Linked DNA regions of Mus musculus: region 2 is linked to region 1. The links are chromatin contacts, found by POLR2A ChIA-PET in ENCODE. All regions are on one chromosome and are shown on one strand. The core of a region is the stretch at or near the end of the contact, and the rest is flanking DNA. Distances in the headings are between cores, read along the strand shown. Region 1 holds the start of Zfp1 (zinc finger protein 1). Region 2 holds the start of Bcar1 (breast cancer anti-estrogen resistance 1).

Region 1 (5,416 bases), core at 1,964-4,463:
CGTTTCTGTTTTGATTGTTTTGTTTGTGAGGTGGCATCTCACTATATGTAGCTCTGGCTGGCTTGGAACTCTCAGAGTACTGGGGTCAAAGGTGTGTGCCACCACACCTGGGGCTGTGGTAGTGTTTAGAGATGTGATTGAGGGAGTACGTAGAAATTACATTTCTGTCACTAATCCATGAGCAACTCACAGTATTGTTTGACGCCTTGGGGCTTTTGCTCCACTCTCAACTGTCTCTGTTTTTAACGATGAAAATATCTGCACACGCGCTGCCCCTGCCAAAACGTACATCCAAGCACAATACAAAGTAGCAGGGGAGTGCGTGTTTGGAGTTAAGAGACATATGGCAGCATGCTGAGGGTACCACACAACTGCTAGTATCCAGTGGAGGTGGCTAACACTTGAGTCCTGAGTGCACAGTGGGAAGTAAATGAAATTAAGTCGTATTTCAGGCAGTGGATGTCCTTCAGTCAGCAGCATGCTCACTCAAAGCTCTGTGGTCTATCCCCAGCCCCACTTAGAGCCGGTCTGGTGGTGTATATCTTTAACCCCAACATTCAAGAGGCAGAGGCAGGAGAATCAGAAGTCCAAGACTGTTCTGAGCTACACATTGAGTATCCCACTCCTGGGTATCAACTTCAAGGAGTGTCTTCAACATTTAAGACCATCTCAAAAACAAAGAAAGAAAAGAAAAAAGAAAAGAGAGGGAAAAATGCATTTCAGCAAAACATGTACTATGTCTTCCAAACTCTCTTCCTAAGGGAGAAAATGATTTAAAAAAAAAAACCTTTGAATTTTGCAAAATCTTTAGGAACAGCTCACCCAGGGAGTGCTCATTTGATGGTGTTATCATAAAGGGGAGAGAAAGAGAGAGAGAGAAAGAGAGAGAGAGAGAGAGAGAGAACAAACTCTTTTTGTATCTTTGAGTTTCATCTCAAAATATGCATAGTTTTTTACAAAAATAGGGACACATTCTATTTTAGTGTAGATGTGGGTGTGTGTGTGCTGGGAATCAAGCCCAAGGTCTTTACAAGATAGCAAATGTTCTTCTATTGAGCTGCAGCCCCAGGCTAACTAGGGCCACATTGAGAGACTCTCATGTAACTCCTGCCTTTTTCATTTCTTGGTGAATTAGACACCTCCATCCTCTGAGCACAGATCCTTTTCAGCATCTCTTCCAGTTCTGTTTGTATATAATTACAGTTTGATTCACAATCATCGAACGATCTAGATAGTTTCCCATGTTTTACAAATACAAAAAACAAAAAAACAAAAAACAAAAAAACAAATACAGATGACAATATGGCATGTGTGCACTCACAAATGTGCCAGTGTGCATGTGGAAGTTAGAGGATCACTTGTGGGAAATGGTTCTCTTCTTCCACCATGTGGAGGATCAGGGCTGCTACTCAAGGCGTCAGGCTTGTTGGCAAGCACCGTCATCCTCTGAACCACCTTCCAGCCCTGCTTTTGCTGGTGGTGGTGCTTTTTTTTTTTTTTTTTTTTTAAGAAGAATCTACATGGCCCTGGCTGTACTGGAACTCACTATGCAATCTAAGACGGCATCAAATTCACAGAGATTCAATGGTGTCTGCCTCCTGAGTGCTGGGATTAAAATTGAGCACACCACAGCAGGCTCCAGCTCTAGTTTTGAGATTGGTCTTCAACTCTCTATCCCAGGCTAGCCTAGAACTCACTGTGTAGCAGCCCAGGTTGGTATCACACTCATAGCAGTGACCCTGCCTCAGTCTCCCAAGTGCTGAGATTAGAGAGATTAGAGATTACTCCCCCTCTATGTGAGGGGCAGTCTCCCATAGCCCAGATCAGCCTTCACCTACTCCTGCTGCTCTACTTCTGAGCACTGGGATCAATTCTATCCCCGTTCCTTTCCTTCCTGACCCCCCCATGCCTCAGAAATAGTTTTGTGTATATTTTATGCAAAGTTAAAATTATCATCAACAACAAATTTTTACGATTTTATGTGCATGAGTGTTTTGACTATTATATGTATGGATGTGCACCATATGCATGCAGCTATGCAGTGTTCATAATCACGGTCAAAACAGAAATAAAATCATACTGAGCATGGTACCGTTCGCCTGTTAGGAGACATTTCATGAGTCTAACCATCTCAGAAACAAGTTCCATCTTGCTGGCAGGGCCAAAACTGAGTTCATGTTCCCAGATCCCAGAATCAACTCCTATCCTGCTTCTTCAGGTGTTTCATGTCTGTGTGTTAACCAGTAATGGATATAAAAAGGGGGTTTTGCCATTATCCCATTATCTAACTAAGGCATGCAAATAGTAAGTGTATTTATTTCCTGTCGTGATTTAACGGACTACGTGCAGTTCCCTTATCATTCTAAATGCCAGGTCAGAGTCCAGGAGGGGACTTGACTGCAAAAGCTGACTCAGGACATTGAAACCAGGATAAGGCACAACCACCAATGTTAAACTTCCTTAACTCCTTGTGTCAAAATATGATTAGTCACTGCAACAGCCCCTCCCCGCCCCCCTTTGTGTTCCCATCCTGCAGTGCAGTCTCCCTTGGGGGACGAGGTTCAGATCCAGAACTGGCTGCCCCATACAGAAAATGAAGCTTTCATTTTGAAGCTTTTGTATCTGAAGTGAGTTTACTTAGCTTCCTCCCCTCTCCAGAACCCAGTAAGCAGGGAGCTGAAACAGGAAGATCATTAGTTTGAAGCCAGCCTAGGCTTGACAAGACCCTGTCTCAAACCAACAAACATGGGGTTATTTGTGCCAGTGCTTCCAAAAGTAACTGTAGAGCCGAGAGGTTAAGGAAAATGGTGGTAGTGGTAATGTGTGTGTCTGGGTGGGTGTAACACGGGGATCTCACTTTGTAGCCTTGACTGGACTGAGACTTTCTAAGTCTTCCAACTCCCAGGGATCTCTGCTTGCTTCTACTTCTCACTAGCTTGAATTAAAGGCGTGCACTACCACACCCAGAAAGGTGTGTGCTTCCAGTGCGGTTGAGATTTGCTTTAACGCACATATTTTGTTGTTGAAAGTTTTAATCAGTTACTCCAAATCCGGGTTTTTAACAGCACAGGAAGATGAAAGGGACCGTAACACAAACCAGACTGTTAACTTGGAAAAAACGGTCCCTACCCAACTAATAATGCGTACGTTTCCCAGAGTTCCTAGCAGCGCGGCTCAGAGGCATTATGGGAATTGTAGTCCTACACCTCAGCGTCACAGCTCCGAGGACTCTGGGAACGGCCGCTCGCTCCACAAGGTGCACGCTTGCGCAAAAGCGCTAGCGCTCGCCCTTCCCCCACCTGCAGTCGCGAGTGGGTGACAAGAGCCCCCTTCTCCGCGAGCCTCGTGACCCGGAACCGCGAGTGGAGGCTAGACCCCTCCAGGTATGTCTGCAAGGCCGGGATGCGCGGGCCCGGGAGGAAGGTCGCGTCTGCGCCGGAGTGGGAGTCTCAACTTCGACGCCTTGCGGGCCGCGGCGACCCCTGGGCGTAGGGTCGGGCCTCGAGCTCTTCTGAGAGTCGGTCCCTATGGGCTGTTCGCGGTCGGCGTGTGTGGGGTCGGAGGAGGACGGGCAGCTCCCGGGCTCAGCCTCCCTTTGGGGGGAGACGCGCCACTGCTGGCCGTCGCGGGGCTCAGGCCGCGCGGGGGCGAGTCTGGAAGCCTGGCGGGCGGGCGCGCGCTTGACCCTCCACGAGGGTGTGGGGGCGGGGCTCACGGTGCTAGCCACGCCCCCACGGTGGCTTTGCGGGCTCCTGGAACCTCCTTGTTCCTGGTGTCTGGTGTTTCCAGTTATATTGTCACGGAATTATCACGTCTATCCCGTTACTTCCGGTTTGAGCGTCAGTATAACAGATTTTTCTTTTTCTTTTTTTTTTTCCTAACATTGGCTTTTCTTTTTTTCTAATATTGACTTTTCTGTTTAGCTTGGGTAAAAGTTTTCATATAAGTATGTTGCCGAGGTCCAGCCTCAGCTTGAGGTGAGGATGGTCCTGAGAAAGGGGTGAGTGGGAGTGGTGCTGACTGAATAATATATGAGTCAGTAGTGGATACAAGCTGTCAGTTCATGTGTTCTCTTGTCAGAAACTGAACCCAGTCTTTTATTTACTAAAGATTTATTCATTAAATCTTTTTACCGCTGTTAATCATTTTCTAAAAAAAAAAATCCATGGTTACATAAATTCCAGTAATCCCGAACCTCCAACCCCCGTTTCTTTGAAATGAAAGCTAAGCAAAAGTACATTTCCTTATCTCTTAAACACAGTGTTCTCTTCACGGGCAGCAGGGCACAGTTCTTGTGGTTTCTTATTGTTTGAACACAGTCTGTTCTTCACGGCAGCTGGGCATAGCTTTTGCGGTTTCCTGGCACAGCAGACAGTCATTAAAGTGGCTATAAGAACAGAAAAGTGACAGACTACTGAGGTTAAAATGATTTCTTGCCGGGCATGGTGGCGCACGCCTTTAATCCCAGCACTTGGGAGGCAGAGGCAGGCGGATTTCTACAAAGTGAGTTCCAGGACAGCCAGGGCTACACAGAGAAACACTGTCTCCAAAAAAAAAAAAAAAAAAAAAAAAAAAAAAAAAAAAAAAAAAAAAAATCTCTTACTGGGCTGGAGAGATGGCTCAGTGGGGTAAAAGCACTGACTGCTCTTCTGAAGGTCCTGAGTTCAAATCCCAACAACCACATGGTGGCTCACAACCGTCTGTAGTGGGATCTGATGCCTTCTTCTGGTGTGTCTGAAGACAGTGACAGTGTACTTACATATATTAAATAAATCTTTACAAAGTTTTAACATTTTCGCAAGTAAAGCAGGTGGCTCTGTCTGATCTCTCTCTAGGCATTGATCTCTCCAGTCCCTCCAGTAGCAAGGAGAATGAAGGACTAACTTTTTATATGCATATCATCTTTTAATTCTCTAATCTTTGTTTCCATATCTTAACAATTCCATAGCCTCAGGTCCAAGATTGACAATCTCTCCATAAACGTTAGTTCACTAGCCTGCTGTACTTTCCCGTTAAACTACACTCTCCTTCTAATACTATCTGTTTCTGCATCATACACACGTTTTCCTCCTATAAGATAAGCCCACCTGTCATTTGCTTGTTTTTTTACAGATTCCTTTTTTTTTAAAAGATTTATTTATTTATTATATGAAAGTACACTGTAGCTGTCTTAATGAGGGAGTCAGATTTCATTACAGATGGTTGTGAGCCACCATGTGGTTGCTGGGATTTGAACTCAGGACCTTCGGAAGAGCAGTCAGTGCTCTTAACCACTGAGCCATCTCTCCAGCCCCCAGAATACTTCTTCTTTTCCTATCCATGCCTTTTTTTCTTGAGACCACTTTAACTCTCTATCGTTGATGTCCCCAAGGTCACCCTGGCTAACTAATGCAGCAGGCATTGGATCAGGGTACAC
Region 2 (5,416 bases), core at 1,331-3,830, 100 kb after region 1:
GAAGCCAGGAAATGAGTAGCCAGGTACTGCCCAGGTACCTCTGCTCTCAGCAGAGGAGAGAGCATAAGCTGGCAGCCAGGGCTGTCATGGTTCCTCCCTCCCTCTGAACCTTATATCCCATGGGGGTCAAATAACAGAGCTAAGACCCCTGGCACAGCTGGAGTGGTAGTGCACACCTTTTAGACCAACACTTGGAGGAGGCGCAGGCAGATGGATTTCTGTATTAATTCAAGGCCAGCCTGGTCTACAGAGTAAATTCCAGGCTATTCAGGGCTATACAATGAGATCTTATCTCAAAAAACTAAAACAAAACCCTATTCAGATCCTACTTGGATATCCAGGAAACCACATCAACTCAACCTCGTCCGCCCCAAGTTCTCTCTGCCATCGTCATCTCCCATCGCCGGCTGTTAGCATCTTGTAATTTCTGTGGGCCAAAGTGCCTGCGTCAGCTCTAGCCAGGAAAAGACTGCCCAAATGAATGGGTGTTGCATAAAACTCAAATGTGTCCCTAAGTACCACATGGCCAGTCACCATTCTGGGCTCCCAGAGCAGGCAAATCTTTCTAGAAGCTCACCAGGGCTCCCAGCAAATGAAAGCTGTTTTCTGCTTCAGAAATGAACTTTCTCCATAGCCCCACAACCTCACATACTCTCAAAGTCCCAGGGGAGAGGACAATGGACTGGCAGCCTAGCTACACACCATGCAGATTACTGAGGGCTGTGGCTACAAGCGAATGGGAGATACATCAGACGGAGTGGATCTTGGTGGGGACAGACCTTCACTTCTTCACAGTGATTCTTATCTGTGCAAGTTTCACCAAACCCCCTTATCCTCTCTAGTTACAGACGGTGCCACTGCGGCACAGAGCAGAGAGCCATGACCTGAAATCTTGTGAGGTAAGGGCCTGCATGGACTACTAAACCAATCTTGGCCCTCCTAATCAGAGGCCTGTCCAGAGGGGTACTCCATGGTCATTACTGCCTTGGGGACCCTGGCCCTCCAGCACACTCAGCAGGTCTGCCTTGTTTTTCTGACCAGTGTCCACAGGGGCGGAGCTGGCTGGTGCCCTATGCCCCAAGCCAGAGAAAACTCTGAGCTCTGCAGAACAGCAAGAGCACAACAGAGGAGAGAGGCTTGGCAGGCTTGCTCTCTCTTCCTAGAGATGAGACAATTATGCTTTGAACCAGAAGAGATGGGGGTGGGGGGCTCCCATTAGCACTGCCTGGAAGCCCTAATTTTTTCATCTGTAACTCAGCATTACCGCTTCTAGGGGCGGGCAGGAGCTGAGCTCTCTAATTCTGTAATAACAATGCTTTGCGCTTACAGAACCCTCTCTTCTCCAGGAATCTCTGTACCCTACGGTGGTTAATTAAGAGGCCACTTGCCCTGCCAGGACGCTTGACTGTCTGCATCACGGAGAGAACCCAGTCCCCTGAGTGGATGAAGAGCAGTTCCAGCATAAGGCCAGGCCAGGCTAGGCATGGCTCTGGTCCATTGCCCCTTCCTGTCATCGGGAAAAATGCTTGAGTCAGCAGAGAAACGGTGGCTGTAGGCCATTACTCCAGGGCTGACAGGATGAAGGTGTGGTTTCACACCTCTGTTTGTCCATCTGTAAAGTGGGTTAATGCCTGTACCTGAGTCCATAGAATAATCAATGGAGACCTCAGGAGGAGACCCAAGTGTTAAGGACTGGCCCAAGGGCTGCTCAAGTCTGCCTGGTGGATCAGGAAGACAGAGGACCGGGATGGGATGTCAAGCAAACGGGGAAGCCCCTACAGAAAGGAGCTGCTAGTCGGAAGGTCCTGGGGTTCAATGGACCAACAAAACTTCCCACAAAGTGAGTGTACAAACCAGAGGTAGGGGGGAGGTACGCTATTTTCCAACAGCCAGCCAAGCCAACCATTCTGGGGTAAGGGTGTCTCCGGGGACAAAACAGACCCCGCCCCACTCCTGGCCATCCGGGTAGAGACCCGACAGCACAATAGGGCAGCCCTCCTAGGGAGTTTTCTGGGGAACAGTAGAGACCTTCCCACCCTTCATTCGGCGCAGCTGACCTGGCCATGGGCTTCTAAGGAGTGACAGAGCCCTCTTCTCCGTAGGCCTGACCACTCTGGTAGGAGATAGGGAAAAAGCACGGACCCCACCGGGCCCACTAGTCCCAGAGGCTCTCAAGAGGCTCCCAAACACCCCCTGCCCAACCCAGCCGTGCCGGGGTGCTCCCCGCGGGGCCAGTACGCCCCCCCCCCCGTCCTAGTCCGCTGTCCTGGAAGAGGCTGGAAAAGCCGGGTCTGAGAAGCCGGCTCTGGGGCAGCGCCCCCACCCTGACCCCCACCTCGGCCTGAAAAGAACCTCCGGCGACCCCCGATGGCCCAGGCCTGCGGTAGGGGGCGCGGGGTTCTCAGGCGGTCAGCACTCACCGGCACGGTCATCTTGGCCGCCGCCCCCCCGGAGCCCTGCAGCAGCGGCGCGGGCTAGCTCGGGCTCGGTGGGCCCGCGCCGCTCACAGCCCCCGGCGCGGGGTCCCGGCGTTCTCCGCTGTCCTGCCGGCTGCTTTCCGCCGCCACCGGACAGTCCGGCCGCTCCCCCCGCGCCGCGCATGCGCTGCCCGCACCGCCCCTCCCCCTCCCGCCTGCTCCGCCGCGGGCCGCGTTAAAGGCAAGGACCCGGGACCCCGGGATTTTTTCTGTCGGCACAACTGGTCGAGGAGGCTGGGTTCCCACACCTTGCACGTCCTTCCAAAGGCTACCTCCAGACTTATTATTAGACAATCCCATCCGGTCCGCCCACCCGGTTCTGGAATCCAGAACCCCCACCCCCTCACATCACGTCCCTCAGTGCGGGTCCCAAGGCTCCTACAACCCTACTTTGGGAGCAGTTTAGACTGGCTGAAGGCGATCTTAGATCAGCCTAGCACTACACCAGAATTCCTCTGCCCTCCGAGCCCAGCTGAGAATGAGCTTAGGTCTCCGCCAAAGCCCACTCCATCCCCCCAGGGAGCCCCAGACCCCCAGGAAGCAGCCTGATTAACACTGGATCCCCCTGAAAATAAAATCTAGAGTGGCTTTTAGGGAGGGACCCATAATGGGCCCTCCTGCCCAAGGCTGGAAGACAAGCAGGCCTTCAGGTCTTCCTTTCTTCCATGTTAATCACCCCTAATTTCTTCAGCTGTTTCACACTTGGTATGATGCCCAAACATGCACCTGCAAGCAGTGGGCACACGGTCTTCCGACTGCCACGCCCTCGCTTCTTTCACCTTCCCTCTCAGTACACTGAGGCTCTGAGCTCCATCAGCTACCAAGGGCATAAGACCCAGGGGTCTGTCCTGCTGCCCAACCACATATAACCTGTCACTGCTCCATGGGACCTCTTCCTGGGTAAGGCCAGACCCAGGGTAATTAATGGCTGCCACGGCCTGAGAAGGAGAGTGCAAACCTACATCAAGTGGGAGATGGATTCTATGGCTTTGCTTTGTCTAGGAGCCTACTGCTTTCCTAAGGGAACCTGTTCCGAAAAGCTGATTGGCAGCAGCCTTCCCTCCTGAGAGGACCTCGAGAGGGCGAGAGCTTCAGCTAGCTAGTATATAGTACTTGGGGACAAGGCTGCTGTGACCCGAAGCTGCTGCCTCCTCCTCCTCCTCCTCCTCTTCCTCCTCTTCCCCCTCCTCCTCCTCCTTCTCCTCCTTCTCTACCACCACCCCCACCACCACCTTCCTTTCCTCCTCCTCCATTTTTTCCTCCTCTTCTTCCTACTCCCCCCTCCTTTTCCCCGTCCTCCTCGCCTGGTTTATTTTATTTTGCGTGTGTGAGTGTTTGTGCATCCATGTGTGCATACCATGTACCTGCCTGCTGCCCTCAGCGGTCAGAAGACAGCATGGGATCCCCTGGAACTGGAGTTATGGAAATTATCAGCAGCCATGTGGGTACTGGAAACCAAACCTGGCTCTTCTGCGAGAGCAGAGGATGCGCTCCGTCCCAGGGACAAGCTTTTTTTTTTTTTTTTTTTTTTTTTTTGTCTTCCAGATGTACAGTGGTTGGAGGGCCGGGTGACTGGAGATGGAGTGAGGGTGGGTCTCTAACTTCCTCAGAGGCTCAGGGGTGGCCTCTGATCCCCCAACTTTTTTCTCCTGAGGTCTTGGGGGCAACCTTAGTCCCCTCAACCCTCTGGTAGATTCTGAGAAGGAACTCAACAATGAGGGAAGATATTTGAGAAAGAGGGACATCAGGACAGCCACCAGAGCCAGGTCTTGATTCCAGGACTGATGAGGGGGTCTTCGATACTTTGAACAGGGTTGCCCCTGTACCTCTTGAATACATGTTCTCAAGGTATTGCTAGGAGAGGGCAGACAAGGCCACAACAACCAGAGGGGTGCCTGGGCCGACAGCTGCCATCTCCTCAAAGGGCATTCTGTGTGTGTCTGGCACATGGCCCTACCCGTGCCCACCCGCCCGCGCCCAGCTGGCACCCGGGATTCTGAGCTGAGAACAGCAGTTCAGCCTGGCGCCTGGGCTCTAGGCCACACGCGCCGGAGGTCCCGGAGCCCCGCCCCTCCAAGTCAGGCTCCTCCTCCCTTTTCATTTCCTCTGGCTGGGAAAAGCGCAGGACTTTAGCTTCTGTTTATTCTAGGTGTCCAGGCTAGAAGACGATGAGTGAGCAGTAGGTAAAATATGCCTTCCACACTCTGGGTACAGAGAAATGGGGTCTCAGAGGATAGTGCATGTGGGGTCTGGCTTTGGAAGCCAGCTAGTCCTCCAGCGTGTCGCGCACAAACAGGGAAAAGGCAGATCCCTGGTAGATCTTTGCTTCTGGCAGAGATCAGGGATTTGGGTATAGGGTGTGAAGCAACTAGAGGAGGCTCCCTCGGGGATCTGACTATCCTGTATCCCTAGAGGCCGGAGCTGCTCTTCCCTCGCTAAGCCTTGCAGACAAATTATTCCACAATGACTCACCGAGTTCTTCAGAGACTAGCCTGTGGGGATGTCCAGACCAGAAGCAGCTGGGCTGCCTGACGAAGGCGCCATACTAGAGGGTCCTTGAGAGCTGCCCAGGACCCTCAGTGGAGGGCACTCCCTCTGGACCACAGGGAGGATGTAACATACCCAGCTGTCCAGACTTGTGTTCCCTGGACCTTGCCACATCACTAGGGGACTGAGGGCCCGGGGAGGTAGCTTCTTTCTCCCGCTACTTTCCTTAGTCAGGAACCTCCGTGATCCAAAGAAGCCTCTGGTCCAAGAGAATGCATTGAGTCTTGCCATTGAGTCTTTTCAAATGCAGTGTGACAATTTTACTTTAGCATGGTACCTTTGTCACCATTAGTGAACCTGTATTGCATATTATAATTAACCAGTGTCCACACTTTAATCAGATCTTATTTTGCCCCAATGTCTTTTTCTGTTTTAGAGCCCTATCCAGCACC

The links. ChIA-PET counts read pairs that join two places held with the same protein, here RNA polymerase II (POLR2A).
Region 2: POLR2A ChIA-PET joins it to region 1 with 10 read pairs in Patski. The contact joins the promoter of Bcar1 here to the promoter of Zfp1 in region 1. POLR2A ChIA-PET finds 5 or more read pairs at or near these places in 2 of 5 experiments (Patski and embryonic stem cell).

What each region holds. Positions count from the first base shown.
Region 1 is chr8:111,640,230-111,645,645 of GRCm38, forward strand. Zfp1 (zinc finger protein 1) reads left to right here and starts at 3,214. Exons shown (of 4, transcript NM_001037665.2): 1 at 3,214-3,383.
Region 2 is chr8:111,741,269-111,746,684 of GRCm38, forward strand. It overlaps Bcar1 (breast cancer anti-estrogen resistance 1), which reads right to left and starts at 2,581. Exons shown (of 7, transcript NM_009954.3): 1 at 2,421-2,581. The coding sequence starts at 2,432. Gm51589 (a long non-coding RNA gene) reads left to right here and starts at 378. Exons shown (of 3, transcript XR_003947596.1): 1 at 378-899; 2 at 1,347-1,840.